Regions from separate parts of the Homo sapiens genome. Here all the other regions are linked to region 4. The links are chromatin loops, found by intact Hi-C in ENCODE. Cell type or tissue: heart right ventricle. All regions are shown on one strand.

Region 1 (8,000 bases), 48 kb after region 4:
AAACGGATGCAATATTCAGACTTGCCTTTTCTAACACTTTAGGTTATCAGCTCAATTCTGCTGAATGTGTGGATATCCGCTTGAAGAGGGTAGTTCCTGACCATTATTGTCACTACTACCCTGAAAATGTAAAACCAAAACCAAAACTGAAGGAATGCAGCATGGATCCCTGCCCATCAAGGTTTGTGTCATTGTCCACACCCTTTTTACTTCAAAAAGAAACAAATCAGCTTCAACTGAGACTGATCAATCTTTGCAGGGCAATACATTTCCATTTCCTGGCTTTGTCTACTGGCGGCAGGTGCCTACATTCACATTTGTAACTATGGTGCATAGGAATTAGGACACATTCATTAGGAATGAAAGTCTAGCTTTCTCTTGTCGTGGGCTATGTGTTCCTAAGTTTTTTTATAATGAACCCTTTTGAACAGCTCCTGCTCTCTTCATCCAAGTAAAATGTCTAGTCCATCTGCCAATCATAAATATCTTTCACTCACCACTTTAGCTTTTAAACTGGGTCACTCATTATCATCTTTTGGCTTTTGAAGTATTCATATTAAATTCAGTATAAATAATGCATTGTGCAAGGAAGTAAAAGTTTTAATGCCAAAGTATAAAAAGCTATGTGTAAACTATCCTATTGCATAATTTAGTACCTGCTGACTTGGATTGCCTGGGGAAGTTTCCTGGCTTACTACAATACCTTAAAATAACAGAACAATATCAAGTCCCAGAATCCTCCAGATATCTGCCAGCTGGCTTAGGAAGAAGTGTGCAAGTGGAAAAGGAAGCGTTCTCAGTGGATTTCATTTCCTGTTACTGAACTGCACATTTCCTGTAAGCCTGGTTGAACATAATTATTAATAGAGACCTTTCAAAGGACAAATTCTGTGAAATAAAGTGGTTTTCTGAAGAGCCTACTAATAGGACAGTGTGTTAATATCACTAATATATTAAGAGAGTAATGATTATAAAAAGGAATAAATTTATTGAAATTGCAAGATACTTTTCTCCTTTGATTAATATACTGCTAGTTTAGTTTTCTACATTTTCAAATAGAACTGGGGAATTTGTGTCGTAGATATTCTTGACAACTAAAGAGATGGTGGCTGAATTTTTGGGAATGGTTGATAACACTTGATATTTTTAGTTTCCAATTTGGAAGAGCTCTGTCTCTTGGGATGTCAAATATTATATTCGTCAATTAATGAATGTGTTAATTTATTATAGAAATGATATTCTCACAATGATTTCATTTGTAGTGATGGATTTAAAGAGATAATGCCCTATGACCACTTCCAACCTCTTCCTCGGTGAGTTATATGTTTCCTTTTCCTTTTTGCAATTTAAGTAGTTTGCAAGGAACTGTAGCATCTGTAGCAATAGCCTAAAATGTATGAGGGTTAGATATTAAATACTTTATAGAGCTAAGGGAAAACAGACTTCTACTCAATAATAGGAAAAATCTTTCTAAGAATTAGATGGAATAGACTGCCTCAAAAGATGATGTTTCCCATCGCTAGAGCTGTCAAGCATATCTTGGACAACTGAGTATTATAGCAGGAGCTCAAGTGTTGCAATTAATCAGAAATTTTAATCCCCTTTTATACCGAGATGAGTAGTATGGTCCTTCCTGACTCTGAGGTTCTGTGATTCTCTAATAATATTGTCCATTAGTATTTAACAGTTTAGAGGCAGTTTGAAGATGCAGCCACACTGTATGTTTTAATTGATTTAATTTTCACAATGGTCTTATGAAGGGTAAATAGGGAAGGTATATTATTCCCAGTTGACAGAAACCCCGGATGTGAGGAGCTAAGTACCTTGTGACAAGAATTTGTGTGTGGCAGTTAAGAATAAAGTCTTGGCCGGGCGTGGTGGCACATGCCTGTAATCCCAGCACTTTGGGAGGCTAAGGCAGGCGGATCACTTGAGGTCAGGAGTTCAAGACCAGCCTGGCCAACATGGCGAAACCCCATCTCTACTAAAACGTAGAAAAATTAGCCGGGCTTGGTGGCAGGTGCCTGTAATCCCAGCTACTTGAGAGGCTGAAGCAGGAGAATAGCTTGAACCCAGGAGGCAGAGGTTGCAGTGAGCCAAGATCTTGCCACTGCACTCCAGCCTGGGTGACAGAAAGAGACTCCATCTTAAAAAAAAAACTAAATTAATTAAAATTTAAAAAAGGCTGGGCACAGTGGCTCATGCCTGTAATCCCAGCACTTTGGGATGCTGAGGCAGGCGGATCACGAGGTCAGGAGTTCTAGATTAGCCTGGCCAACATTGTGAAACCCTGTCTATACTAAAAATACAAAAATTAGCCGGGCGTGGTGGCGCATGCCTGTAATCCCAGCTACTAGGGAGGCTGAGGCAGGAGAATTGCTTGAACCCGGGAGGCAGAGGTTGCAGTGAGCCAAGATTGCGCCATTGCACTCCAGCCTGGGTGACAGAGCGAGACTCTGTCTCAACAAAAAAAAGTATAAAGTCTTATGACTCCCAGTCCCAGGCTCATTCAGCTGAACCACAATTGATACCTTAAGGCCATACTTTTTGCCACCATCTTTGCAAACTTCAAACAAACAACAAATAAATAATATAATTTTATTTGTTTGCTTTTGAGCTGGGAACATAATCCTTGGACTGCATGTTCCGTGTCCTGTGGAGGAGGGATTCAGAGACGGAGCTTTGTGTGTGTAGAGGAATCCATGCATGGAGAGATATTGCAGGTGGAAGAATGGAAGTGCATGTACGCACCCAAACCCAAGGTTATGCAAACTTGTAATCTGTTTGATTGCCCCAAGTGGATTGCCATGGAGTGGTCTCAGGTAAGATTTGAGAATATGCCACTTTTAATTAATTCTCATATTTTAAGGGATATTTTCTATATGCCCACCATGGTGCTAGACAGCATGGAGACAAAAAAAAAGTGGTAAAAGAGCATGGTTCCTACTCCAAAGAGCTTAGGAAGACAGTTGGAGGACGAGGGAAGAAAGACCACAAGCATCATGGTAGGTAAGGATAATTAATATTAAGGACATTAATAATAATATTTCCATACAATTACCAGCGTAATTAATATTAAGTACTGTAAAGAACAAATCTGTAAAGAACAAATGTTGAAGCAGAGTCAATCAGGAATTATTTGTTGCCCTTGTGGTGCCTAATCCATCTTTGAATAATTTAAACAAGCAAGAATTACAATTTAAATTGTTTAAATTCTTTGAAGAATGTAAACAAGCAAGAACCTGAGAAACATCACTGGGTTAGGGTTAGTGTTAGGGAGATGGCCAAACAGAGATGGCTTGAGCAAAGGCAGTAATGACAAGAAGTGACTCAAAGTTGAAGATTTGAAGAGATGACCCATGATACTAAGAACTGGAAGATTAAGAGATTGAAGAGATGGCCCATGTTACTAAGAATTGGGAGATTAAGTTGGAAATGCTGACACGACATGAAAGTGTGTGTCCTTGATCCAGTAGCCACTAAGAACCTTCACAATTTTTGTGAAGACATAATATATTTTAAGTAATTGAGGCAAGATAGCCTAACATTGGGAAAGACCAGAGGCGGGCAGCCTATTTAGAAATCATCCGTGGGGTCAAGTTGTATGAAAAAAGAAAACAGAAGAAGGAAGACACCTCAGAGGTATAACAAGGTTCATGTCAAATTAGCGTAGTTTTCACTTTCTAAAGAGATGACTGAGTAAGCCTCCAGAACAAATAAAATGCAGCCGGATTAGTCAAAGATGAAAAATGCAGACATTGGTATTTAATTATTTAATCTTAATCCTTTAATTTTCTAGAGAGTGAGATGTAGTTGACTCAAGTTTCTCCAGCTTTCTTAAGTGATTTCTGCACACTTAGTTCATCATATATGTGCATTAATATATCTATTCATATATTTATTCAATGGGTCAGCTACCATACTAAGAAGTAAATACAACTTGCTCCAACCACCCAAAAGCTTAGAATCTAGTTGCACAGACATGCATGCAAACAAAGTTGTGTTACAGTATTGTATTGTGCATGAGTAGTGTCATGTGCCCAGTACTTCAGAGGCACAAGGTGGAATGATTCACTCCATCTGAAGGTGTCAGGAAAGCTTCAGAAAGGAGGTAGCACTTGAACCTGAAGGACAAGTGTCAGGTAAAGACCATATTAATCTTTTTCTGATATCCCCAGACTAAACATCATCACCCTGTAAGAACTTTATTCAAACTTGCTGGGGAAGAAGTTACCAATTAATTTTTGGTCACATACTCCCTAAAAAGAAGATTAGAGAATTACGTATTTCTTCACATATATTTAGGTTGACATCTGAAATTTCCTATCACAAGTTTAAATAATTACAAAGAATATCATTTCAACATGTTGTGAATGTTGACATTTTAAAATAAGAGTGTTGCAGCATTCAAAAAAATCTGTCTAGTGGAATTTAAATGCCATGATAATTTCTGTCTTTGCCATCTTTCATTTAAAAAATACAGGGGCGAGCTCTTCTTTAACAATTTGGATGTTGAGCATATTTCTCCCTTTGAACTCACATTTGCAATCTACTCTCCCCACAGAATTTTATTCTAATATAATGTATTTTTATGCTTTAAAGTCTTTTTTTAATTACACTATTCTACTTCTCTCCAAGAAAATATATATGATCATTGAAATTAATTTATTTTACTTTCCTGTGGCCATAAGGCCCTAAGTATTTAAAATATTCCTCTGAATTGAGTTAATTTTAATACACAGTCAAAATAACATATATATATATATATTTCAAAGTTTGGTAAATAAGAATAACACATAAAAATTACATTTTCATTTGAATACACACTTAGTTCATCGTGTACATGCATTAATATATCTTGATAGAAGATAAGTGGAACTTAAAAAATAGTCCATATATTCATCATCAGAATGAGCCATGTGTTCAGCAATGATTTTATTGTTAATTTTTTCTATTGGTTTCTTATTTTGTTTTGTTTGCCTTTGCATGTATACACTGGGAAAGCTTGTTCACATAAATCAATAGACCGGGATGGAAGGATTTTATTTTAGCAAGGTCGGTTTGTTCTTTGAACTCTTGAGTTACGTGCCAGAATTCATGTGATGGTCTATCATCAAAAATTATTTTTAAGGGTCTTTCTACTGGCAATTTAAGTCCTCTTTCTATTTTGTTGAAAGCAAAAAATATCATCTCAGCTGCAAAAGGATTTGTTATCGAGACATTAGGGACTTTCACTTTTTCAGCCCCCAATCAACATTATTTCTACAACTGCAGAGCTTGTTTTCAGCTCTCATAAGTCCTAGCCATATGTTTTATGTTGGCTTTAGAGCTTTTATATCACTCTCCATCCCCATAAATATCATGACTTTATCATTATGTATATTATCAGAATAGAGGATGTTAACTAGCTCTTCTCATTCACCATACTTCACCCTTAATACTTTTCACTTTTTTCAAAAATCAAATATATTCTCAGTGATGAGGATTTTCCATCATCGAGGACATATGCAGCTCCACAGAGGAGTTCTGGAACCGTTGTAAACAGTGACAGTGCCATTAGGGGAAGTGTCCGGCTTCCCAGAACGGCGGTTTAAAAGGAGAGGATACTCCTTTGGATTAACCAGTTGTAGTATAGTTATATCTTGTACTGTTTTCTTTCTTTTTGGGTGAATTTTTTTCTTTCTTGGCTAAAACAGCCACTCAATATTATATATATATATATCTCAAATTGATAAATTTGGGGGTAGGTGAGTCAATTTTCCAAAAACAGGGTAATCTCAAGCTTCGCTGAACTCATTAAAGTATTTGTTCAGTGGTTTCAAGAGTGGCATCATGAACTAGAGAGATTTCCCAATATTCTGCCTGATGTGTGTACACTGAGAAAGGCCTCCATATCCTCGAAACATATCTTTGAAACTTGTCCCTAGCAACACCCAGGTACAAAGTGCTTAGGGGGTCAGAAAATAATTTTCAAGCTCCTTAAAGCGGTGGCTTGGCCGTGGCTTTGGCAATAGATGGCTCTGGGAGGAAATTCCACTCTGCCTGTTAGGAACTGTGTGACCTTGAGCAAGATCCTTAGATGGTGGGCCATTTGCTTATCTGTTCAATAAGCCTGAAGCTACTGACCCGGAAGTGGGTCGGGAGGATTCATGAGATAACAAATGAAGGAGGTGCCTGTCCCATAGCAGGTAACCAAAGGCAACCAAGAACCCTCAGCCCCTCCCTGGGGTGGATCCAGAATTAGTGGGGTCTGAAGTTTGTACAGATTGGAGGGGACTCCTCAAAAACAAGAATATAAAACACAAATATTGAGTATTGAAGAGAATGTTTATTTAGAATCAGAAAGGAAATTATAAGAAATTACAAATTTTAGAAAGCTGACAACAACCACATTGTGAACTCTGGACTTGATAATATTTAATAATGATATATTAAATGATGTATTAGTTATGTTAATAATGATGTATTAATAGGGGTTCATCGGTTGGAACAATGGCACCACACTAAGGCAAGATGTTAATAATAGGGAAAATCATAGGGGGAAAAAGGGGTGAAGGGGAAGATTGGCGCTGTCTGTACTGTCTGCTCAATATTTCTATAAACCCAATATGGTCCTCAAAAAATATAGTCTATCAATTTTTTTTAATGCGTACATATATACACTCCCCAACATGCAGATTATATTAGTCCATTCTCACACTGCTGTAAAGATACTACCAGAGACTGGTTAATTTATAAATGAAAGAGGTTTAATTGACTCACAGTTCCACATGTCTGGGGAGGCCTCAGGAAACTTACAGTGATGGTGGAGGGTGAAGTAGAAGCAAGTACCTTCTTCACAAGGCAGCGGGAGACGGAGAGAGAGCATGAAAGGGGAAGAGCCCTTTATAAAACCATCAGATCTTATGAGAACTCACTCACTATCATGAGACCAGCATGGGGAAAACTGCCCCCATGATCCAATCACCCTCTACCAGGTCCCTCCCATGACAAGTGGGGATTATGGGGATTACAATTCAAGATGAGATTTGGGTGGGGACACAGAGCCAAATCATAACAGATAAATTTGAAAAGCTATTCTAGATTTTTATATGACATGAAAACATTCCACTCATAGGCAAGAGTAACTTTCAAATCATAAACAAATAATCCAAGAAAAAAAATGCTGACAACACAAACTTCACAAAAATTCAGAAAAATAATAGCATAATGTTTTTATTAACTTTAACTGCAGGCAGTTATAGATGTATGGGGATACATCTATAGTATTTTTTTCTATAGCGTTTGGCTGAATACTCTTTGATGGCCTCGTTATATGGTAGCAGTTTTGCAAGACTGACTTCTATAGACAGAATAGAAAAATAATCCTCTGGCATAATTCATTAGAATTTTATTATATTTTTATTGACAGTTCAGAAAGGTTTCATTCGTCTTCAAAAATTATTTTGGGTAGGGTCATGTAAACGTTTAATCAAACTTGAGAAAACTTGTAACAAGTTTCTTTGATATTTGAGCAGTAAGATTTCAGGGCATTTTTAATTTCTTGAACTATGATCTCACCTTAAATACTTTTTGAATTGAGAAGTGGAACAAGGTTGTACAAAAGAGGGGCCCTGAAATACAAGTATCACAGAAAATTAGCCTCTGTACCCTTCCTTACATAATATTTGTCTAAAAGTCTTTTGTGTTTAACATTTATGTAGTTCAATGGCTCTCCTTTGCATTCGATAAAATAATGCCTTTGTGGTTCTCTTAAAAGAAATGCGTTGGCTTCTCTTTTCTTCTTTGAAGTGCACAGTGACTTGTGGCCGAGGGTTACGGTACCGGGTTGTTCTGTGTATTAACCACCGCGGAGAGCATGTTGGGGGCTGCAATCCACAACTGAAGTTACACATCAAAGAAGAATGTGTCATTCCCATCCCGTGTTATAAACCAAAAGGTAAGTCTGTGGTGCACTGTAAATTCAAATCAAATGGTATTTTCCAGCTCCCATTCCAATA
Region 2 (8,000 bases), 290 kb before region 4:
CTGTTGAAAATGATCCCATATGTTGTCTTTTCAAACAAGATATATTCATGTCACTAGTTTCTGTTCTTGAAAGTAGAAACACTACTCCTTCTATTAGACATTTTGGTTTCTGAAAATAGAACAAGTAAAACCTGAACAAGTGCGAACTCGTTCGGATTAAAGGGATTTCGGGTCCAACTCTCCAAGCCAAAGGGATTTTCAAATGGTTATTTTAAAACGTGGATCTACATGTGGGCTTCTGTGGTTTCAATAGTCACAGGAAATGCAGGCCACTGTATCAGTCAGCTTTTGCTATATAACACACCATCCGAAAACACAGCGACTTAAGACAAAAAAAAAAGTTCATTTAGTTTATGATTCTGTGGGTCAGCAATTTGGGCTGGGAGCACTGGGTGGGTGGATGTGCTGGTGTGGTTGATCGCTGCTGGGCTCACTCACCTGTTGCCGGTCAGCTGCCAGGTGAGCTGAGGGCTTGATGGCCCGAGGTTGCTCAGGTGGGATGGCTGATCTCTGATCCACGTGGTCTTTCATTCTCCAACAAGGCAGCCCAGACTTGGTCAGGTGGAAGCAGTCACAGCGGACCTGACAGAGTGAGCAGAAGTATCTGTAGAGCCTCTTTGTGAGTACTGATTTGGAATTTATAGCTATACAGTGTGGTTTACACTCTTCTATTGGCCAAAGCAAGTCGAAGCGTGGAAAAATAGACTTCTTAATGAGAGGAGCTGCAAAGCCTGTGGCCACTTTTGTACTCTACCATGGCAACAAAACGTGGAGGTGCCACTCCCCACCCCAGGAGAGATTGTGTAACTTTCCTTAGATCCTCAGGCTATTACCTCCAAAGTTGAGAACCAATATGTTGGATGATTTCACTACTGAACAACAACAATGAAAATGTTTAGGAGAGTTAACTGATGGACACATCTGTTAAAACACTGCTTGGTGTGTGGAAATGAAATTTTTCATTTTTTCTATTGGAAGTTATGCCTTGTATCAAGACATTAGGTTAATTCTCTCTGACTTCTGTACTCAGCCTGAAAAGTAAGGATTCTTGTTCAGTGTACCAGATAACTTCTATTATGTGGCAAACCACTCCAAAATTCAGTGGTTTAAAGCAATACCGTTTATTGGACTCCTGTTCCCATGCCTCAGCAGATGGGGCTGATCTCAGCTGGGGTCTCTCACGTTACTGCAGTCACCTGCAGGTCAGCTGGGTGGCTCTGATTCTGGGGATGGACTGGTTGTACCTTGGTGGGTGTCTGGGCCACTTGTTTCTCTCCATTCAGTTAATTTGCCTGGGCTTGCTTGTTCACAGGGTAGCAACAGTGTTTCTAGAGAGTGAGTAGAAGCACACAAGATCTCTTCCTGCCTAGCTAGGCTTGTTTCTGTGGGGTCAAAACAAGTCACAAGCCCAGCCCAGATTCACTAGGTGGGAAGATAGACTCCAACTCTAGCTCGGAGGAACTGTAAAGACGCAGGACAGGGAGGATGGAGAACCCTGGCCATTTTGTAGTCTTCTGTATCTGTTGTCTTCAAGAAATTCCTTCTCACACTTCGAATTTAAGTAAAATACTATCTCCACTTATATTTTTCCTATTAAATAGTAATACCGCATGTGTAATAGTAGTAGTAACTACACTTGTATTTAAAACAACCTGCCATCTTTTCACCTTTAATTGATGGCACCTCCCTTACTGTGGATTTGCATATTCATATTACTATTTTAAGGGCGTAGATTATGTTAATGTGTTTTGCTAAAGAAAATGATTGAACTTATTTTCTTCTTCCAATTTGTCTTCCTCGTTCTTTAATCCAACCCTACTGGTGCCAGACTTGCTTTTCTAAAGGGTTTCTCTGTGTTTGATGAAGACTCTTTAGGGATCTCTCACTCGTACTCTTTAGCTTGGCATTTGAGAATCCCTGTGCTCTGGGCGTTGCGTAACTTTCAGATTTTATTTTCCTCCATTCTTCCTTGTGCACTAGTTTTCACAGTTAAACACAATTTATTGCTGTTTTTTTTTCTTAGCACATTGGCCATACACAAATTGTCCTCAGCTCTTGGGCAACATTTTTGGTTGTTACAACCGTGTGTGTGTGTGTGTGTATATGTGTGTGTGTGTCCATGCTTGTAGTACTGGCCTTTAGCAAGCAGAGACCAGGGTTGCTGTTAAACATCTTGCAGTGCACAGGACAGCCCCCACAACAGATAATTATCTGCTACAAATATCAATAAAGCCGAGGCTGAGAAAACCTGTCCTATCCATTCCTGCCCCTGGCTCTTTTTTCCATGCCTCATCCCAGAAGGCCTTTCCTTCAGTGCCGCCCGATGAAATGTTCTCTATCCTTAAAATGCCAGCTCAAATGCCACATCTTCTAGGAAACACATCCCGCATGAACCTACTCCCAGTGCCGTGGGCTCTCAAAGTCCATTCTGTGCATCACTGAAGTGACTACCACTTAGTTCATTTACAGTAATTTGTCTCTAGTACTATTATTTTTTAATGGTTCTTATTGTTCTTTTCTTGTTTTTTAATTGAATGTTTGTGTGTTGACTCTTTGGGTGAACTGTGTGTTCCTTGATGACAAGTATCTCTCTTGTCTATGTCCTACAGCACTTACCATGTGTTTTACACATAGTAGGTGCATAATAAATATCTGTTGACTGCATGAGAAATGTATGTCTTCCTGTGCCTTTAGATATGGTTACCCCTTCCAACAATTTTCTTAAAGGAGTTAGTTCAAAAAATCCAACAAGTTGAATCCAAGTTTTTTTGTTTCTGTTTTTAATAATTTAGGTAAAAAACTGTGACAAGAAATCATTGTACAATGCAATTATTTATGTTTATTTCTGCAGCTATTTAGTGAAAAAATAAGTGGTGCTGAAGGAACTAAACTAGACGATGAATTTCTTGACATGGAAAGGGTAAGAGCATTTTAATATGTAAATTGATTAGAAACTGACTTTCATTGTGATATGAGATATACTGCTATTGTAAAGGATATTCGAGTGGAAATCTAGGATGTTTAAATATAGGTGTGGATTATGCAATCTACAAGGCAGTACTTTCCCACGTCCCAGCCCAAATCAGATCCTCCCCCTGTAGCCACATGCAGTTTGGGCAGGTCGAGTAATGAGATCGATGTGGCTAACTGGTACCCTCTAGTGGCCAGAAGTCAGAATGTGCAAAAGATGGGCAATCTTGGCAGTTACTGCAAGGCCAAAGTAATTGGTAGTATATGTTTTGGAGAATCAAAATGTATTTCTGGGACAAGATTTTTTGAAATGCAGAATGATTTATTTACCGTGTGGAAGACTTGGGCTCTGCTCCCATGTGTTGCAGGAGCTGCATAGCAAGTAACTTTTATCCTGGTTCTGCCTGTAGAACCAGAGTGTGAACTTGGATAAGTGAATTCATCTTTTTGAACTGATACAGAGATGACAAGTGTGCCCTGCTTGTCTCACATGGATTTTGTGAGAATTATGCAAACATTAACGTATTTGAAATAACTTACAAAAAATATGACGGGCTTGAGACAGAAATGATTGTAACATGCTCCAAAGAAAAATGGTATCATCTCTGTCCCTTAACATGTTTCCCAGTCAGCTGTGTGGAGTTGCTCAGGTGGAGGCAGAACTAGAACCACCAGTATTAACAACATACTGTTTCTTTGCTCATTGTCTGGGCCCTTTAAACATAGCCTTGTTTTAATAATTAGACCCCCCACCCCAGAGGAGAGAGGGAGGAAATGAAGCAAGGCATCCACCCTCAGGTGTAACATCAAGGCTGCAGATACAGTAGGTAGCAGAGATGTCAGCAGGTGCTGGGGAAGGAAGTCCAGCCCCAGGCTGCGCACTGCCTGGGAGAGTATCTCCCCAGGATACCTTGGCTCTGGCCAGCTCATCTTCCAGGGAGTTCTCTGTTTTCTGGATGAGAACTATTAAATGTCTAGAAATGTTAATGCCTTGAGGGAGAAAAGCTTATTTTGTTTTTGCTTTTGAAAGAAAACTTAATTTCTGAACCTTAAAACCATGGAAACATGTTCACACCATTGACATACCTTAAATTACTTAAAAAAAACTCTTAATATACAAATAGGTGATGTATAGCTTTGTTACTAACAAAATGATTCAGTTGAAATGTTAAATTTAAAAGCATTTTTCCAGAGTTTTAGTTTTGGTTGATGGATTGAGATCCTTCTTGCTTACCTCCTTTTACCTCCAAAAACCCCAGTGAGTTACAGAAGAAATATAAAGTCTATTATCTGTTTTATTACAGCAGTGAAAAGCATGGAAACATATAATACATGACCAGAAGTTTTAAAACTTTCCAGAAGAGATGCATTAGATGGTATTAGACCCACCTAATAAATGATACAGAAATGAGAAAGTAATGGGAAAAAATATTCTATAATTAATGCTAACCATATAAAAATAGAGGAACAATAGTAAAATCAAAATAAAATTTGATGCAAGAGAAGCACTAAATTAAAAAAGCTTTTTAATTATAAAAAGATACAGTCAATGTAGTCTATCAGGAAATTATAATAGTTATGAACCATTCTGCACTACATAACATAGCATCTGAATTTTTAAGGTAGAAACTGTCAGAAATACATAGACAGTTGATAAAAATAGAAGTAGACTTCACATACCTCTCTCATAAAATAATAGATTAAACTGACAATAATCAATAGGCTCATGGAGGATTTGCATAAAATATGATTAATAACTTTGATTATAAATAAATATAGATATCTGCATTCCCCAAATGGAGAATGTGCATATTTTTCAAATTCCTTTGGAACAAATATGGTTATCAATTATGTACTAGGTTATAGAAAAAAAAACTCGATAAATTTCCCAAAGTGATTCCATAGAACATAAGAATTATAAGGGAAAGTAGAGCTTCTAAATTCTGGATGTTTGGAAATTTAAAAATATGTAAAAATAATTCTTAGTTTAAAGAGGAAATGGAAAGTAAAATGACATTATTTAGGCATGAGTGACAATTCTGTATGTCAAAACCTGTGATATGTGGCTAAACTGTAAATGTATTTAAAGAAAATAAATGTTGGGAGAAAATGAATAAATCATGCAATCCAAGAAGCTAGGAAAATAACAGCAAATTAAATCACTCTAGGTAGAAGGTAGAAATCAATATGGATAAAAAAAGAGATTAATAAAATAGAAAACAATAACCACAAAAGATCGAAACAATGAAGCCAAGAGCTTTAGAAAAGCTGTAAGACAACAAACCTCTACCAAGTGAGGCCAAGAGGGAGAAAAAGGAAAAACACAAACAAATTACATAAAGAAGAAGAAAGAGGATATGCCCACTGATAGCATTTTTTAAAGAGAATGCTGTAAATAAGTGTCAGAAATGAGAGCTGCTAGCAGCTCTCTCACTCAGGGACTGGGCCTAAGGGAGTCAGTGGCACAGGCCTTGGGACACCTCATGGGCAGGGTGCCAGCATTAAACAGAAATTCCAGACTTAACTAACCAAGATGCTGTCATACCAGGTTGACTTCACAAAAAATAATTTTTACCATTCTGCTTCCCTCTATTTTTCTTAATGGTTTGGCAGGATATTTGCATAGCATTTGGTTGACTTGAACAGACACACACACACAACACACACACACACACACACACACACACACACACACACACACACACACACACTATAGTGTCCCTAGTTATTCTAGGAGGGAGATTTTGTTTTTAAGCTACATGAGTTTTTGTTGTTGTTTTTTTGTTTTGTTTTGAATGCTCATCTTGACTCCACATTAGCCAATATGTTTACTCTTCAATTTGTAAAGGGTTTATTTCTAGTTTTGATGCTTGGGCTGGTGTGGAGGCAGCTCCAGTATGTGCATGTCAGGGCCTACAAGGTACCTGCAAGTTTTTGGTCATTTGTTTCTTGGGCTTTTTTGTTTCAAAAGATATAAAAAAGATCTGAAGTAGAAAATATCCCCATTCTAATTCCTCTCATCATCATCTTTCAGAGATGACTCTTAGCTTTGTGGTGGCTTTTCATGTCCAAAAAGGGTTGTATATATCAAAGGGAGCACTCTAAGTTATATTTTAATTAATATCTAATTTGTTACATTATAAATCTAAAATCCTCATTTTTCTTAAGCTTTAAACTGAACTTATGAATCTTGTTTCCAAATTTAGTAATTTTGCTATATGATGAAAATCATTATAGTTAATTTTCATTTGAGGTTGCATTAATTAACACATAAGCTTAACAGATTCAATCCTTAAATATTTACCACCAGTTATATAATTAAGCAAATTCCCTTAGACATTTCAAGCTATAATCACAAAGGCAAGGTACAGGACTCCCTCAAACTTTACATAAAATCTATTAACAGCATTTTCCTAAGCCCTTACATTTCTTGTGACTAATAAGACATATTTAGTTAATCAGATTCTCTTAAACATTTCAACAATCTTGGCAAATAGCTGAACATACCAAAGAGAGCTCAAAGTCACAAAACTTGTTACTAGGCCAAACGCACACTCACATGCCCACTTGCACACACAGCACACAAGTATCAGTAATATAGGTTTGACTCCTTTTTTATCATTTCTGTACTGTCTTTTAAAACTTTCCTGGGGCTCCAGATTAATTTATTTAGCCCAAATTAATGTATTTACCTAAGGGGAACAAATACGATTTCAGGCTGGATAAGATTGCTTGGTTGCAAACTTGTGACCCTGGCAGGATCATAGTTTTCTAAATTACAAAAATGATTTGTCTTCTATTATAAATCATTCTGCAGCTTGCTTGCTTTCTATGTATGTACTTTGAATGTCGATCTTCCTTATTTTTTTTCCTTATGATTAAAGAGTATTCCTTTACTTGGATGTTTCATAATTTATCCATCAGTCTCCTGTTGATTTCCATTTTCAATATTACATAAAATGGCCTAACAAACATGTTTTTCCTTCACTGCAATTTGCTCGTGTGTTTCTAAAAGGACAAATCCTTAGAAGTATAATAGCTGGTTTATTAATATGCCCATTAATAAGCACTTCTCCCTTGATCTCCAAAAACGTATCATTTTGCATTCCTGTTGTGTGTTACTCCACACCCATATAATACCTGATATTGAGTATAACTGATTTTAAAAATGTTTTTATCAATCTGGAGAATGTAAAGCATCTCCTTTTTATTTACAGTTCTGAATATTTTTTTCAAATCTTTGTAGGCAGCTTGTGTTTTTCCTCTTTTCCTTCTTTCTTTTTAAGACATGGAGTCTCGCTCTGTTGCCCAGGCTGGAGTGTAGTGGCGTGATCTCGGCTCACTGCAACCTCCACCTTCCAGGTTCAAGCGATTCTCCCACCTCAGCCTCCAAAATAGCTGGGATTATAGGCACCCGTCATCATGCCCGGCTAATTTTTGCATTTTTGTAGAGATAGGATTTCACCATATTGGCCAGCCTGGTCTTGAACTGCTGACCTCAGGTGATCCACCTGCCTCAGCCTCCCAGAGTGCTGGGATTACAGGTGTGTCCCACCGTGCCCAGCCTTTTCCTTCTTTCTTGTTTGTTTAAATGGGAGTTTAGAATATTATGCCACTTTTGTCAAACTTCACATACTCTATGTCTTTTCATGTTCAGTTTTTAAGTTTTTACGGAGTCAGAATTTTGGTCTTTTTATTTATGACATTTGAATTTCAGGTCCTGGTTAGAAGTTTCTTCCCACTCCAGTATTTCAAAATACTGTTGTCTGTATGTTAGTCGTTTTATAGTCTGATTTTTTTAGGTTGATATTTTTAATCATGTATATAGTATGAAGACTCACTTTACTATCAGCTTGCCAAATTTTAACAAAAAAAAGAAAAAATTGAAATTATGATGGGATTTGAATGAATTTTGCATGTTAATTTGGGAAGAATGCATATCTTTACAAAATTGAGTTTTCCCATCTAAGAATGTGGTTTTTCAAATAGGTGTTGTGAATTTCTCATAATAGTTATTCTTCATTATTGCA
Region 3 (8,000 bases), 160 kb after region 4:
CCGGCTCTGAACTTTTTTCCACAACATTTGTCTTCCAAAACAATTTCAGCATTGTGGAAACAGAATGTTGAATATATCAGAGCTGCAAGTCTTGGGGGAAATAGCCTGTCTTTAAGGTTAGATAAATAAGTTTAAACTATTTCTGACGTTTTATAGCTGTTGCAACAGAGCAAATGTGTTATTTTGAAACACCATAAAGAGCAGTGGTGCGAAGAAATCTGTCTGAATTTCCTCTGGCCTGTTCAGTTCTTTGAAAATGTTTACACGTGTAACGATGCTTCTAGGTGCTGAACAGACCTGTGGGGTAGGAGAGGGAGTTGGAGTTCACTATGGGACTTACGGAGTTTGAGGTGCCTGTGGGACATGTTGTGCCAATGGGAGATGTCCAGGAGTCTTGAATTCAAGGGAGAGATTAAGACTGGATAGGTAGATGTGGGAGTTTTCAGCATAGGAATTATCACTATATTTCCCAAAGTAGATGAAATGGCCCCTGGGACAGTGTGTAGTGTGAAGGAAGGACTTGGTCCTGTACTCTGGTGTGGTCCTGTGCTCTTCATTTCAAACTTCCTATTTCTGACATTTTCTTTTGGAATGTAACTTTGTCAGTTTGTTCTGAGAAGCTTGCGCTGGCATGGCTGTTTGGCCATCTTGGTTGTTTTCATACCTTAGTTTTTAGTCTAGACTCCCATGGTCACGTGGAACAGAGAACCACCTCGAACTGGCTTAAGAAAAAATGGAGGAACTATTGGCTAATAAAACCGAAAAGTTCTGGAGTGTAGACACTCTGGACATAATTTTAGATACATCTGGATTCAGGAACTTAAATGATTTAGTCAAGAATCCACCCCTTAGCCAGGCACAATGATGCATACCTATAGTTCCAGCTATTCAGGAGGCTGAGATGGGAGGATCCCTGGAGCCCAGAAGTTTGAAGCTTCCGTATGCTATGATCATGCCTGTGCATAGCCACTGCACTCCAGCCCAGTGAGACCCCATCACTAAAAAAATAAAAATCCATCTCTCTCTGGCTCTGTTTTTTTTCTGTGTTTTGAGGTGGTTGGTGGGCAAGGGTTGAGGGAAGACCATGTATGTTAGCAGATCATAAAACATCATAAGCAGTTTATTTTTTGTTCTAAGTGAGATGGAAGCCATTAGAGGATTCTAAGCAAAGGAGTGTCATGATCTGAGCTACCTTTTAGAAGAAATACTATGGCTATTGTGTTGAAAATAGACTGTAAAAAATCAGAGAGTAAAAGGAAGGCAAGGGTGGAAATAGGGAGATGAGATAAGTATTCCAGGTGAGCAAAGCCATCCCTAAATTCCCTGCCCTGGACTCCACTTCCCTCTCCAGCTATTGCCTTAGTTCTTGATTTCCATTTATAGCAAAGTGCCTCAAGAGTAGTTTATACTTGCTGTCTTCAATTTCATTTCTCTTCATTCTCTCTTGAATCCACTCCAACCAAACATTCTCCATACCATTACCTTCATAGCTATTGTCAAGGTCACCAACAGCTTACCATGTAAGTGTGAATTGCTAACTTCAGTTGTCAGGTTTGTTTGTTTGTTTTTTGAGACAGATTCTCACTCTGTTGCCCAGGCTGGAGTGCAGTGGTGTGATCTTGGCTCACTGCAACCTCTACCTCCTGGGTTCAAGCAATTCTCCTGCCTCAGCCTCCCGAGAAGCTGGGATTACAGGCTAAATGTTTTTTGTATTTTTAGTAGAGACAGGGTTTCACCATGTTGCCCAGGCTGGCCTCGAACTCCTGACCGCAGGTGATCTGCCCACCTCGGCCTCCCACAATGCTGAGATTACAGGTGTGAGCCACCACACCAGGCCCCGTGGTGAGTTCTTAGGCCTTACCTTACTTGCTCGTTTGACTACACTAGCATTGGACAGTTGCTACGCCCTCCTTCTCTGCTTTGAGGAAACCACTTTGTTTTCTACCTACCATAGTATCTGTTCCTGTGTAGCCTCCTTTGTCCCACCTCTTGTCCCTGATCTCTAAGTTGAACTACCCGAGGCCTCAGTCCTCAGACGTTTTCTCTTCTCTATATATACTCTCTCCCTATTGGTCCCATACCTGCAGAAGGACTCAAATATGACATCTGTATGCTGGAAACTGTTAAATTTATATTTTCAGCACAGACCTTTCCCCTAAGCTCTAGATTAACATGTCCACATGCCTGCTCAGCATCTCTCCGTGGATATGTAATAGTTATTTCAAACTTAACATGTCCAAAACTGCTCTCCTGAGTTCTGCTCCCAAACTTACTTCTCTCATAGTGTCCCTCATCTCAGTGAATGACAAGGCAGTTATTTAATTTGCTTGAGCCACAAATCCTGGAGTCGGTTTTTACTCGCTTTCCTCTCTCACACTACCCCACCCCCATCAAATTTTGTCTGCTCTACCTTCAGAATAGGCCCAGAATCTGACCGTCTCTTACCACGTTCATTGCCACTACACTGGTCCAAGTCACCGTCATCTCTAGGCTGGATTATCTTGACAGGTTCCTCACTGGTCTCCCTGCCTCTGCCCTTGCCCCCTGCAATCAACATAGCTGTCAAAGCAGTCCTTTAGAAACACAAGTCAGCTCATGCCATTCTTCAAAATCTTTGGAATAGAAACCAAAGCCTTACGATGACCTATCAGGCTATGACCTGAGCCCCACCTGCCACTTCTCTGACCTTGTCACCTACTGCTCTTTTCCTGGCTCACATCCCTGCAGCCACATGCTCTTTTACTTTCCTCCAAAATTGGAGGAATGTGTCCTGGACCAGTCTGATGAAGCCTATGGTACTACTTCTGAAATAATATTTTCAAAGGTATAAAATAAAATATACTGCATTTAAAGAAAACCAATTATAATAAAAATATAGGTATCAAAATATTAATAAACCAAATGTGTGATCGAATAATATATGTACTTCATTACTAATGCATCAAATTCAAAATCTAGCATTGGGTCCAATAGTTACCATATTTTTGAAGTAGTGTTGGCATAAAAAATATTTTGAGAGAGCTGGTCACACTTGTAATGTGATACGAAAATATCTGTGACTTCCATTGGTGAGAGAGTTAAAGATACTACTACCTTGGTCTGTGCTTACATTCATAATTGATAGAAGTGCTACATTTCAACTAGAGTTGGTGAAAAGGTCACCGACTCCTGAATCCTATCTGTGGACCCACGTGAGTCTCATGGTCCCCGGGTTGAGGACCCCGTTTCAGGGCCAAGGTACTTGCTGTTCCCTCTGCCGGAAATGCTCTCCCTGGAGATCTCCACACAGCTTGTTTAGCCTGGCTGAAGGCCTCTGGTAAACCTTGTTTCAATGTAGAATTGACAGCACCGCTTACCAGCTTCTTACCGTGGAGGAATAATGAATAAGCCAATGTATCTGAGATTGTTTAGGGTCTTTCACTGTAAGAGGCTTTATGTCTTGAGAAAACCTCACTAATTTGGACTGATTGTAAGAGGCAAGTCTGAATTAATAAACATCCCTGAATTGTAAAATGCTTTCAAGTCTATGAATTGCTTTTAGAAATGTTCAGTCATTTAAGCGAGAATTGCTTAGGGTCTTAAAGGCAACCACTTTAATTTATAAATGTCGATTTATACTCACATAACAATTGTGTATATGTTGTGGAGGCCAGTGAAGTATTTGAAGGAATTTCTGAAATGATTTGCACTTTTGCCCTCAAATATGTAAGGAGATTTTTTTCTCTTCCTAGCTAGTATAGCCCTTCTCTAAATTACCATAGATTCCAAAATAATAGTGTCTGAGTTTATGAGGATTTTACTATACAGTCAGTGCTTTATTATCTTTGCTGCTTGGAAGAGAGCATTGGTATGAATAACCAAAAAAGTCACGCTGATGTATCTTTGGGATAGAATATGGTTTTCTTCTAGTAAATGCATTCCCTAGTTTATTCATTTATGCATTCAGCAAACATTCACACATCTAATCTTTGCCAGGCCTATACTCATGATCTGCTGTGGAGAACTGAGATTAATGCAGTAATAATGCTATAAAAGAATTCTGGTCATAGAGAGTGAATAATGAGAGTGAATTAAATAATATATGAAAGAATAGATGGATGAATGAATGAATTGATCTCACACATATCTTAGAGCTAAAAGGGACCCCAAGAGAAAATTTAACAAGAAGTTAAATCAAAGTTGTTTCTGAGCTCCATTATTAACTTTTTAAAAGTTGGGGATAGGTGATCCAGGTAATACATTCAATCAAAAAACAAGGCACTATACCATGAAAAGTCTGGCTCCTGCTCCTGTTCCCATGCTTTCCTACATCTGCACTCTATGTTCCTCCTTGCAGGTATCTTCCCTTTCTCTCCAGTCTACATGAGGTACAGCTTCTGTGCTCCAGTGGCATCCAGTATTTTACCTTTATTGCACGCTCTTATCTCTTTGAATTGCAGCTGGCTGTTTTGATGCATGGGCCCACTCTAGATTAAGGTCCGTGAGGAACTTAGTTTACCATTATATCCTTAGCATTGCCACAGAGTCTTACATAGAGTAGGCACTCCATAAACATTTTTCAAGTGAATGAAATAATGGCAATAGTTGTATTGCATTTCAAAACATAAGATATGTAGCCAAAGCTGTACTCAGAATAAAATTAACAGCTTTAAATGATTTACTTTAAAATAAGCAAATTAAATGTTAAACTCAAAGACTGAGAAATTTTCTTGTAGGCTAGAAATAGAAGGAAATTTATATACCAAAAAAAGCATCATGCTTAAGAAAGAAACATTAGTAATATTCCCATTAAAGTTGGAAACAAGACAAATATGCCTGCTGTCTTAGACCACTGGGGCTGCTATAAGAAAAATGCTATAGACTGAGTAGCTTATAAACAACAGAAAATTTGTTTCTTACAGTTCTGGAGGATGGGAAGTCCAAGATTAAGCTTTTCATGTTGAAGGAGGTCCAAGATCAAGATGTGGTGGGGAGGGACACAAATATTCAGTCTAACGTACCTGCTATAGTGGTTATTATTCAGCATTGTTCTGGAGACACTAATACAATAAGACAAGAAAAAGAAATCAGAAGTATACATATTGGAAAGGAAGAGAAAATTGTCATTATGTGCAAATGATATAATTATTTACCTTAAAAAACAAGAAAATCAATTAGAAAAACTATTCAAAATAATAAAGTTCAGTAAGATGACTAGAAACAAGATAAATATGCAGATGCTTATAGCTTTCCTAAGTGTTGGCAATAAACAACTATGAAATACATTTTTTAAAATCTTGTTTACTGCAACAACAAAGAACTATAACATGCATTGGAATAAATATATTAAGAGATGTATAACATCTACCTATGTTGTGGTTAAGAAAGGTTCTGAATCAAATTGTATTGGTATAAATCTCAGCTCCAATGTTTAATAGCTGTGACCTTTCAGAAAGCTTAAACTTTCTGTATGTGTATATGTGTAGAAGAAAATGCTAAAAAAGATATATGCACATGTGATTAGCATTCCTTCAGCTATTTAGGGCTAGCCTAGTTTTTATAACAATATTTAAAACAAATCTCTCGGTGTATTGGTTTTCTATTGCTGCTGTAACAAATTAACACAAACTTAGAAGCTTAAAACAATACCCATATATTATGTCACCTATGTTGCACAGAATTGCTGAACTGACTGTTACACTTAGAGTATCTAAGGCCAAGATCAAGGTGGTGGCATGGCTGCATTCCTTTTTGGAGGCTCTGGGAATAAATCTGCTTCCAAGCTTCTTCAGGTTATTGGCTGAATCCCTTATCATTTTAGAACTGAAGTTCCCATTTTCTTGATAGCTGTCAGCTGAAGGCCACTCTCAGCTTTTAGAGGCCACCTGCACTCCCCAGCTCAGGTCCCTTTTATCTTTAAAACTAGCAATGGTGGGTTAGGTTGCTCTGACACTTTGAATCTCTCTGAACTCCTCTTCTGCCTCATCTCTCCTACTTTCTCTTTCTCCATATGTCCCTGACAGCTTCTGTCCTTCTCTTCTGATTTTAGGGACTTATAGAATTACAATGGGCCCAACCAGATATCTCCCCATTTTAAGGCCAACTGATTAGTAACCTTAATTACATCTGCAAATTCCTTCACACCAGTGCCTAGATTGACATTTGATTGAGTAATGAAAGGATGAGAATCTTGGGGCAATGTCTTTAGAATTCTGCCTACCATACTTGGATCATACAAAGCCACAGGATTAAGGACAAAAAGTCCCAAGGGCAACCATCTCAGACTCCAATTTTGAAAACTTCAAATAGTATATCTGAACATAATGAAGTTCCTACTCTTCTTTCAGATTCCTTTCACAGACGACACAGTTGAAATCTAAAGGGCTTTGCCCAAGGCTACAGAACTAATAACTATTGAGAATGAAAACAAAGCCTCACCCCAACCCAGCCAAGATAGTGCTCCCCCTATGCATTTCCACCTCCTCTTTGAATAGAAATTTAGTCTTTTTTTCACCTTGAGTTTTCAGGCAATACTTCAGTGCCAATATCAGTCTTAGGTTTCTACAAGTAAATTTAAGCATTTCTAGATAACAGTTTCCTCCAAAGCCACACAATGACTTCCTTAAGAGACTTGAATAATCAGCTTGATGTAATGGACAGAACTGGACCTGAAGTCAAAAGGCTTACCAGGTTCCTCAATTGTGAGATACAGCTAACAATGACTGCCTCCCAGGAAATAGGAATAACTATGAGAATTCAAGTGTCACCATGTTCATGGAGCACGCATTTTGCCTACTGTAAGGTGTGTTGCACATGTCATGATAATAGCGGTCGCATCTATTTTTTAAGTCAGAAAACCATACCATGGCTTCTCCATTCTCACTAACCAGAGCACTGTAAGAGGAGAAAACATCCCCCAAAACAGTTGTCTAGAGCAATCTTGGCATCATCTGAAGCTATTCCAGCTCTTAAGAGCCAGATGAGGTCAGGTGCAGTGGGAGGCTGAGGCGGGGGATCGCTTGAGCCCAGGAGTTCAAGACGACCCTGAGGAACATGATGAAACCCTGTCTTTACAAAAATTACAAAAATTAGCTGGGTGTGATGGCTTGCACCTGTAGTCCCAGCTACTTGGAGGCTGAGGAAGGGAGGGTCACTTGAGCCCAGGAGGTTGCAGTGAGCCAAGATTGTGCCACTGCACTCCAGGCTAGGTGACAGAGGGAGCCTCCATCTCAAAAAGAAAAAGCAAAGAAGAAGAAGAAGAACCAAATGAAATTTCTCTATTCCTCTGAATCTTAAATTCCAAAGCCCAGCAAAATGCTAAGCCTTCTGAAGACTTGGGGAAAGAAATTCTTTCAATTCCTCATGTTCCCCTCTGTGTCCAGGCTCCTGCAATGTTGCTTACAGTCCCTGCATCTCACTGCATTGACCCGGAATTGAAACTCAGCACTTACTTTTGCTCCCTGAAGTTATCCTCCTTTACAAAGAATTAATGAACTCTGTTTCCCTGGATGTTGTATATTCTTCCTGAGGGAGGAATGTTTCATTGCTTATGCACAGCAAACAACTTAAAGACCTCTAGGAAATATTTATGTTTTCCAAAGACTTCCTTGTGACAACCTACCCCCTGGGAGTTTCTCACTGTGTCTCTACCTCCACATTCCCCCAGCTTCACCGACTCCTTCTTTCCAACCACACTCCCACTACCCTACCCACCTTCAAAATTCTCTCCCTTCCCAATACAGAGCAATCCTACTCCTTGGTTTCCATTCCATAACTTATATGTGTAAACCAGTCACATGCCCTGTAGACCAAAGCCCTTTGCTTTAAGAGGATCCTCCATCTGCCATAGAGTAGCTATAGAAATAGAAATAGCCATTTTTCCTATTATATATGATTAAACCCATATGCTGACTTACGGTCAAAACAGTGAATGGTATTTGTCAAGTGGTTCTGTGGCCCTGTTCTTAAAGGAATTGCCTTTGTCATATTTGTTTTTGTTCCAAAGGTGTCCCTCAGCCTAA
Region 4 (8,000 bases):
AAGGGCGGGGTTCCTGGCTAGGGCTCCGCCCTTGGGCCTGTGCCCACTGGCCTGGGTGAGGACAGGGACTCTGAAAACAGAGTCCCTGTCCTCACACCCAAATGTTGCATTTTCCAAGGCCACTCTGGCCTGCCATGCCCCCCATTCTGTGTCTATAAAAACCCCAAGACCCTAGCAGTCACACACACAAGTGACTGGATGTTGAGAGGAACACACTGGCAGAAGAACACACAGACGCCGACAGGCCATTGACAGTGGAACGACAGAGACTCAGGGGGAAATTTGGCCGAGGGCGGACGGACGAGATCCTAGCTGCTAAGCGACCCGACTCCAGGGGAAGACCACCTTCCCACTCCATCCCCCTTCTGCCTCCCCATCCCCCTTCTGCCTTCCCATCCATCTACTGAGAGCTACCTCTACCATTCAATAAAACCTTGCACTCATTCTCCAAGCCCATGGTACTGGAAAAAATGGATCACACATGGGCTTGGAGAATGAGTGCAAAGGTTTATTGAATGGTGGAGGTAGCTCTCAGCAGATGGATGAGGAGGCAGAAGGGGGATGGAGTGGCAAGGGATACAGAAAGCGCTGCGATACCGAAAGCCCTCTGTCCTTGAGAAAAGGCAGAGGTTCTAACTGAGCTGATTAACAGAAGCCACCTGCGGACAGCTAAGCTGAAAGAGCACACTGTAACACATGCTGGAACTTTGGGAGCTGTAAACATTCAACTCTAGACGCTGCCTTGGGGTTGGAGCCCCAAGCTCCCCATAACCTGCCCGTCTGCATGCTCCCCCTAGGGGCTTGAGCTGCTGGGCACGGAAGAAGCAAGCCACTCCTCCTGTTGCATGCCCTGAGAGGGGGATAAGGGAACTTTGCCCCTTTCAATACCTCTTACATACTTTAAGTGTAAATGTGGGTATTTGTAAACATATTTGAAAATCAACAATCAGTCCGTCTGGGGATTGATTTTAAGAGAGCTACTGCTTGGTATGGAGGAAAACGTTGAAAGTGTGAAAACAGAGTGATTGTAGGACAAACCAAAGTTTTAGGACTCAGATCAGTGAACACAGTTTGAAGAGAGGCTATACTGAGAAGTGTTCATCCAGGAAGGCATGTGGATGAGGGGAGTAAGGGAGAAAGACAATAGCCAGATCCCGGTGTAATGGAAGTACGTAGAGTTAGTGTTGGCCTTAGAAAGTTTGGAAATCTCATCAGAAAATACCTCGTTTTGTCAGGGTCCAAGAAAGATTAGAACTTGAGATAATTCTAATTGAACCAGGGTAAATGCCAGATGAAATTGTGCCAAAGGGCAGTCTTATTTGGAGAAGTGTGCAGAAGAGGTACTGAAATGCAAGGTAGTTCATTATTCTCTCTCTCTCTGTCTCTTGATTTTCAGCTTTTGGATTACATATGCTTTTGAGAATCTATTAAAAGTTATGCATTTTCTTTCCAGGAAAATGCATGTGTATTTATAAGCCCCACATTTGCCATTCTGATTTTTTTGTGGGGTTCTCAGACCCCTGATGCCTGTTTAGGACATTCCAGGTTAAGAACCCCTAAAATGTCCTTTTTTTTAAAAAAAATCAATTTCTACGTAGAAAGGGGAACTGGAGGGCACAGATCCTTCAGTGCAGGGCATGAGTGACATGGTATAAGCCAGGAACATCCCACAGGATGCTGGCATGTTATCAGGTTCCGTATGCATGCGCTTGAGCTAAGGCTAAAGGTAGCAAAGATTCCTGCCTGCGTGAAAACACAGTCCTTCACCATCTTGATTCTAATTATGGCCCCATCATGTTTGTTACAGCTCTGAAACTGACCAGCTGAAGCTGTTTTTGGCTGGGATTTTTTCCCTAGGCCATATGGAAGCACTTCCCTATAATCATGCTTTGTGTGAAAGAAATGTAGGAAATGAAGCCATGTCTCCCCCTGAGTGTGCATCACTGGAGCCTGCAGAATCTACGCAGCTCCTACATCCACACCTTGCCAAGAATTCATTCCAATCTTCCCTGGGACTCACCCTGAGTCAGGACATGGCAACGAGATGCTGTTGGCACAGCCCTGCACTGGAGAATGTGCACAAGGCTGCACACAGAATATCATTTCCATCACGCAGTGAGGCAGACACAAGGTGTAAGAGCCTGGAGCCAAAACCTTTGCTATGAAAAATATCAGAAATTTATCCAGATACAACATACAGATTTCCTGTTCAGAGGGAGGAGGAGAGAGACGGAACTGACAACCAACATAAACAGCTTTGGATGTTGGAAAAGGAAACTAGAGGCCACTCAGGTATTAAAGAGAGAAAGCTGTAAAAACAACAACAAACATATCTGTTTAGAGAGTCTTGACTTGGCATTTAGAAACTTAGTTGTATTTCCAGGTTTGTTCCTTATTTTGGTCTTGTCCACATCAGGGCACACGTGTGTGAGGCAAATAAACAAGATCGGCTTGTCTATTCTAAGCTTTTTGTCCATTTTTACATGGTGGCAGCCAAGCCTATTGATACAGTGATACCTAAGGCCAACTGGGAACACCAGCATTTTGCTCAAGTTTTGGCAGTATGAAGATAAACACACACTCTTCTAATGCATTCCTTGACACAAATAGAATCCTGGGCTAGGTGGATCATGGGGCTGCCTCACAGTGTAATTCTTAAGATTTTTTCCCTTCATCCACTGTTCATTTCTCCTTTGACTGTCACTCCCAAAAACCATTTACAAATTTAACTTATTCCATAGCAAGGAAGATTGTGTAGGATATAAAGGGTCTGCTAACATGGTAACATGAATTGGTTTTCATTCTCCTGTCTTCCCACATCATCTCTTTCTACCTCCACATTCGTCTTTCTAGGGTGAGATTCTGGCTGGTCATACTCTTCTATCAGAACTGCGATTGAGAAAGGAATATTCAAACCAAAGACCCTGTTCCTTTTAATGGAATTAAAAGTTTCACCCTCCTCCATTTAATTCAGCAAGGGAGAGTGTGGCCTGGAAGGAAGACTCTGTGACTAGAAATAAAGACTCCTGGGTTCTAGTCCTTGCCTAGCTCTTTTGCATGGTTTTGTTTGTCTTCTGGCCCTGTGCATGAAGAGAGATAATGGAAAAATAGCATGTAGACTGTGTTGCAAAGGAATGTCATAGATTGTATTTTACATGGAGAAGCAGACAGACTGTGAACTCCCTGGCCTCTTCATGAATCACCTTACACCTATGATGAAATCCGCGTCCCTCTCCAAAGCCTTTAAAGCCTGTATCATCTGGCCCCTGTGTTACATCATGTGCTGCCATCTGCTCCTCATTCCCTAATCCCCAGTTACACTGGCTTTCTGGGAGATTCCAGAATGTCAGGTGCCCATTCCCCCGATGGGCCTTTGCACCGACCCATCCCTGAACCTGGACCATGTGTCTCCCTGCTCTTCAACGTAGTTACCTCTTTCTCAACGTTGAGCACAAGTGTCGCCTCCTCAGAGAGGCTTTCTTTGACCACTCTACGTAAAGTAGGCCCTTCTCTTTTCTGTTTAGTTCTTGCTTAGCCTTTAGGGAAAGAAGTGGTTATTTCATTTATTTGTCTAGTTTGCCTCTCCCACTAGTAAGCTTTGCAAGAGCAGGCACCATGTCTATGATGTCCACCATTTTATTCCTAGTGCTAGTGCAGTACTGAACACATCCTAGGAGCTCAGTTAATGTTGAACAAATGAATACATGGCCTTCGCTGGAGATGATTCTGCTTCCTGTTATGATTTCAGTGGGACTAAATGATATTGTGCAATAGAACTGGACTGGAAGCCAAAGACTGGGGTAATAACCTCAGTTTGGCCTCTGACAATCTATCTTCTTAGGCAAGATGCTTCACTTACTGCGACCTCAACTTTTTCATCTGCACAGTGAGCATGGACAATTTATAAGAAATCTTCTAGCTCTGAAAATCTATTAAGTGTGTGTAATTTGTTCATTGTTAAAAAAAAATAGATCTTAGGATTGAATGGAGTTTAGAGAAAGAAGTCCCAGGAACTTATATGAAGCAATTTTCCAAACTTTTAATAAAGGGCTTGACAGTGATGGCTTGTCTTTATTCTTAAAGGGCCCAGGAAATTTTAGATACACCACAAGAATGAGTTGGTGTGAGGTTTCCTCTTATCTCCCATGAACTGCTACTTGGTTGCCTTTTAACATGTTATTGTCACAACCTGCAAGAGGGAGGTTTAGTTTTTGCACTGACCCCCTCATTGGTATGTGAGCTCCTCAAGAACCTCATGCACCTGGCCCAGTACCTGGCACCCAGTATGTTTCCAGTAAAGGTGTGTCGACTTGACCTACACAGAATTGAAGAGCCCACTTAGACCAGCATCCCTATGGAAGCAGTCCTTGAGGAATGTGAATTAAAATCAGAAGCAGCTTATTAGTAGCCAAGCACTGCAACACCCGTGGTCACCCAGGAGACCTGACACCTGCTGACCAGCTGAGAGCACTGGGATTATTAGTAAAAATACTTATTGGGAAAATAATAGTAATAATAATGGCCCCCAGGGTTTGTATGCTTACACTGTGCTATGTATTTGTTATGTGTGACATTATTTATTCTTAACATAACCCTGCAAGGTAGGTACTACTATACCCTCCCCATTTAACAAATGGAGAAATAGGCTCAGTGAAATTAAGCACCTTGGTCAAGGTCTCACAACTGGTGAGTGGTCAAGATGGTTCTGACCTCAGAGTTCATGTGCTTAACCACCCTCCCAAAGTGTCTTCCAAGGACGGCGAGATGAGCATGAGGCGAGAGGTGCACCGAGGCTTAGAGTGGTGGGACAGGGAACAAAGATAGCACAGAAATGGAGTCAGAGGGGAGCAAAGGCTGCCTCAGCCAACCCACCCCTTGTTTCCCCTTGGCAGAGCCCAGCCAGCTCCATGGTTCCTAACCCAGGGTGCACATCAGGAGCACTTGGGGAACTTGTCCCATGTTCTAATCCTCAGGCCCCACCCTAGAATTTTGAGGGGTAAATCTGGGCAATTGCAGGTTGCCAAACTTCCCAGGTGGCCACTGGTGCATGCCTTTGGTTAACGCCTCTGCTTTTCAGTGTCTGATGCCCCACTACAGAGTCAGAAGGCAGATGACTGTTTTATCCTCACCAGCCTCCTGATTTCTTAGAGGCAGTATTATAAAGGGCAGAAAATGAGAGTTACACTATGATGCTCGAGAACATCTGGACAGATATTTGTTATTAGATGCTGTGTGACATAGTCCCATCTCCTGCATGCTGTTCCAAAGCTAGCCCTGCCAATAAGCACAGAGGCATACATTATTGGTCAGTCTGCCTGTTACCATGGTCTTTTGAGGTAAAGGCAGTTTAGGCCAGTAAATAAACATACGTCAGGTTGGGAGCAGATGTTTCTGCATAGGAGCTAAGGGCTGAAGATACTCATTTGCAGATTGAGCAATCAGAGACTTTAGTAATGTGGCCTAACAGCTCAAGGCATGCTGGTCAGTTTTCAGTTTGCAGCCGATTGTTCTCAACAAGGCAAAGCTCTGCTGTGTTCCTTCCTTCTTTTGTAAAAAATTTGCTGTTAATTTCCTACATTTGCTTTTTCTACTTTTGCTTACTGGCATACTGCATTTTTCTCACCCCCATTTGCAAAGTAGTGTATAGACAGTCCTCCAGCTGCAGAATCAGTGTTGCTACCCATTGACTTTTCCTTTTTTCGCCTTCCAAAATCCCCCACTGCTCCTACAGAATGACAGATGAGCTTGAAGCAAACCTTACTATCCTACTTTTGAAAAATTGTGCAGACCCTGTTCTGTACAATACCATGCCAGGTAACTTTTTTTTTTTTTTTTTGAGATGGAGTTTTGCTTTTGTTGCCCAGGCTGGAGTGCAATGGTGCAATCTCAGTTCACTGCAGCCTCTACCTCCTGGGTTCAAGTGATTCTCCTGCCTCAGCCTCCTGAATAGCTGGGATTACAGTCACGTGCCACCATGCCCGGCTAATTTTGTATTTTTAGTAGAGATGGAGTTTCACCATGTTGGTCAGGCTGGTCTTGAACTCCTGACTTCAGGTGATCCACTTGCATCAGCCTCCCAAAGTGCTGGGATTACAGGTGTGAGCCACCATGCCCTGCCTCGGTAACTCTTTTTAGTCTAAGTGATGACAAATAGTTATGGGTGTGTGAGGGAATTAACAAACACTTTTTTTTTTTTCAGTTTACAAAATGTTGTCACAACATTATCTCATTTTAAAAAATGCATTCCTTAAAAATAAAACCTATTTTTTTTTTGCAATTTTCTATAGGGTTCAAATTATTAGCATTAGCATGTATTTAAAAAGTTTTCTTATTTTTTAAAAAAACTACTTTATGCCTTGGGAATGGTGTGTGTGTGTGTTTGAATCTAAATAGCAGAAGGAGAAAATAAATGCAGGTTCTATAAATGTAACATGAAAAATACTCGACAGAAAATTTTGTTCAGAAAAAAAAACCCAACCAACTAAAAAAACACACACCAAAAAAATAAAAAAATAAACAAAACAAAAATAGAAAGTGGGGATGAGGTTGTCAAAGTGAGAGTCACTAAGACATCCTTTTCCTTGTTTTACCTTGGAATGTATATATTTAGGTTGATGTAGTTCCGGTTGAACTTTATAGTGAAAATAAATGATCTGATATAAATTACAGTGCTTCTGGGCTGAAACTGATGTTTATTGATTAGTTAATATTGTGTGGACAATTTATTTCCTGTACATCTTGCTACTTAGCAAAGCTGTGATATCCAGCAGGAAATGAGACATAGAAAAAATATGATGGAACAGCTGGACTTGAGCATTTATGTGTGGGAGGGAAAGTCAGTGAATCTTAGGTCAGTCCAGTGATTGCAAAATCAAACAAGTGAAACCCATAAAATGAAACTCTGTGTGATGAGTGAATTTGAGTTTATACAGCATCACTTGGTCTCATAGTAGAAGGATTTAAAAGTGTAGTTTTGGGTCCTTACCCTGGTTCTAATGCTTAGGAGCACCGTGATCTTGGGCAAGTCACTTTAACCTTATAAAATTTTAATTGTCTTAATTATAGAAATGAGTTTTCATTAGAATGAATGAGGTAACTTATCTCAAGTTTCTTAGCATGTTGCCTGGTGGCAGAGTAAGTGCTCAACATGGTTTTAATAATAACTTATACTTACCCAACGCCTAATTGGCACCAGGTTCTTTTCTAAGCCCTTTGCATATATTACCTCATTGAACACTCATAACAACCCCTTGGAACAGGTATTCCTATTCCAAGAGATTATCAAGAATCTCTTACCACCAAATTTCAATAAGACAGTTTTGGAATAATTCCAGACAATGAATGTGATCAACAGGAACCAGTTACCACCATCAACAACAAATCTAGGTGTCCCAGACATGAGCCTACTGTTAGCGACACCATAAGATGGGATGGAGAGGAAGCCTTTTCTCTCCATCTTATATGTTTTCTTTTTTAAATTAGACACGGTCGCCTAGGCTGAATGCAATAGCATAATCCTGGCTCACTGCAGCCTCGACCTTCTGGGTTCAAGGAATCCTCCTGCCTCAGCCTCTTAAGTAGCTGGCACTACAGGCATGTACCACCACACCTGGCTAATTTTTAAATTTTTTGTTGAGACAAGGTCTCACTATGTTGCCCAGGCTGATCTCAAACTGCTAACCTCAAGTGATCTCCTACCTTAACCTCCCAAAGTCCTGGGATTACAGGCATGAGCCACCACGCCCAGCCACCGTCCGCTGTGTTTTCAATAATTGGCTTATAGACCAATAGAAAATATAGGATTTCAAAGCAGGCTTAGAATCAGACCTGCTTGGCAATGCCATCTGCATTCTTCTGATAGGAGGTTTCAGGCAGTCTATACTGAGCTTGTGCTGAACCACAAGCAGCAGTCTGCTCTTTCTTACTGTACTTACAATTGCTTCCTCTCTTTATCATCGCCTCCAGCTCCAGGTCTACCTCCAGGCCAAGGGGGTCCTTTA

Evidence for each region. A loop is a pair of places that touch in the nucleus more often than their neighbours do. Peaks named below come from ENCODE experiments on the same cell type or tissue, not always from the same donor. Only the 100,000 strongest peaks of a DNase experiment are listed, where the experiment ranks them.
Region 1: a loop joins it to region 4, with 2.2 times the contacts of the local background. A loop is called at or near these places in 6 of 110 quality-filtered maps.
Region 2: a loop joins it to region 4, with 3 times the contacts of the local background. A loop is called at or near these places in 15 of 110 quality-filtered maps.
Region 3: it touches region 4 in a loop (2.4-fold over the local background); 2 of 110 quality-filtered maps call a loop at or near these places.

Annotation. Positions count from the first base shown.
Region 1 is chr15:83,890,067-83,898,066 of GRCh38, forward strand. It overlaps ADAMTSL3 (ADAMTS like 3), which reads left to right. Exons shown (of 30, transcript NM_207517.3): 11 at 43-181; 12 at 1,263-1,313; 13 at 2,618-2,822; 14 at 7,792-7,939. Among named protein-coding and RNA genes, the nearest start is that of ADAMTSL3, 240 kb to the left of the region's middle. In heart right ventricle, no CTCF peak of the experiment used is centred here; no DNase peak of the experiment used is centred here; H3K27ac peaks cover 1,269 bases.
Region 2 is chr15:83,556,402-83,564,401 of GRCh38, forward strand. It overlaps SH3GL3 (SH3 domain containing GRB2 like 3, endophilin A3), which reads left to right. Exons shown (of 9, transcript NM_003027.5): 2 at 2,852-2,920. Among named protein-coding and RNA genes, the nearest start is that of ADAMTSL3, 94 kb to the right of the region's middle. In heart right ventricle, CTCF peaks have their summits at 3,159 (motif pointing left) and 3,361; a DNase peak (open chromatin) is centred at 3,140.
Region 3 is chr15:84,006,558-84,014,557 of GRCh38, forward strand. ADAMTSL3 (ADAMTS like 3) reads left to right here. Exons shown (of 30, transcript NM_207517.3): 24 at 7,985-8,000. Among named protein-coding and RNA genes, the nearest start is that of GOLGA6L4, 230 kb to the right of the region's middle. In heart right ventricle, no CTCF peak of the experiment used is centred here; a DNase peak (open chromatin) is centred at 3,244.
Region 4 is chr15:83,841,677-83,849,676 of GRCh38, forward strand. The region is part of intron 7 of ADAMTSL3 (ADAMTS like 3); the gene reads left to right. Among named protein-coding and RNA genes, the nearest start is that of ADAMTSL3, 190 kb to the left of the region's middle. In heart right ventricle, no CTCF peak of the experiment used is centred here; no DNase peak of the experiment used is centred here; H3K27ac peaks cover 6,168 bases.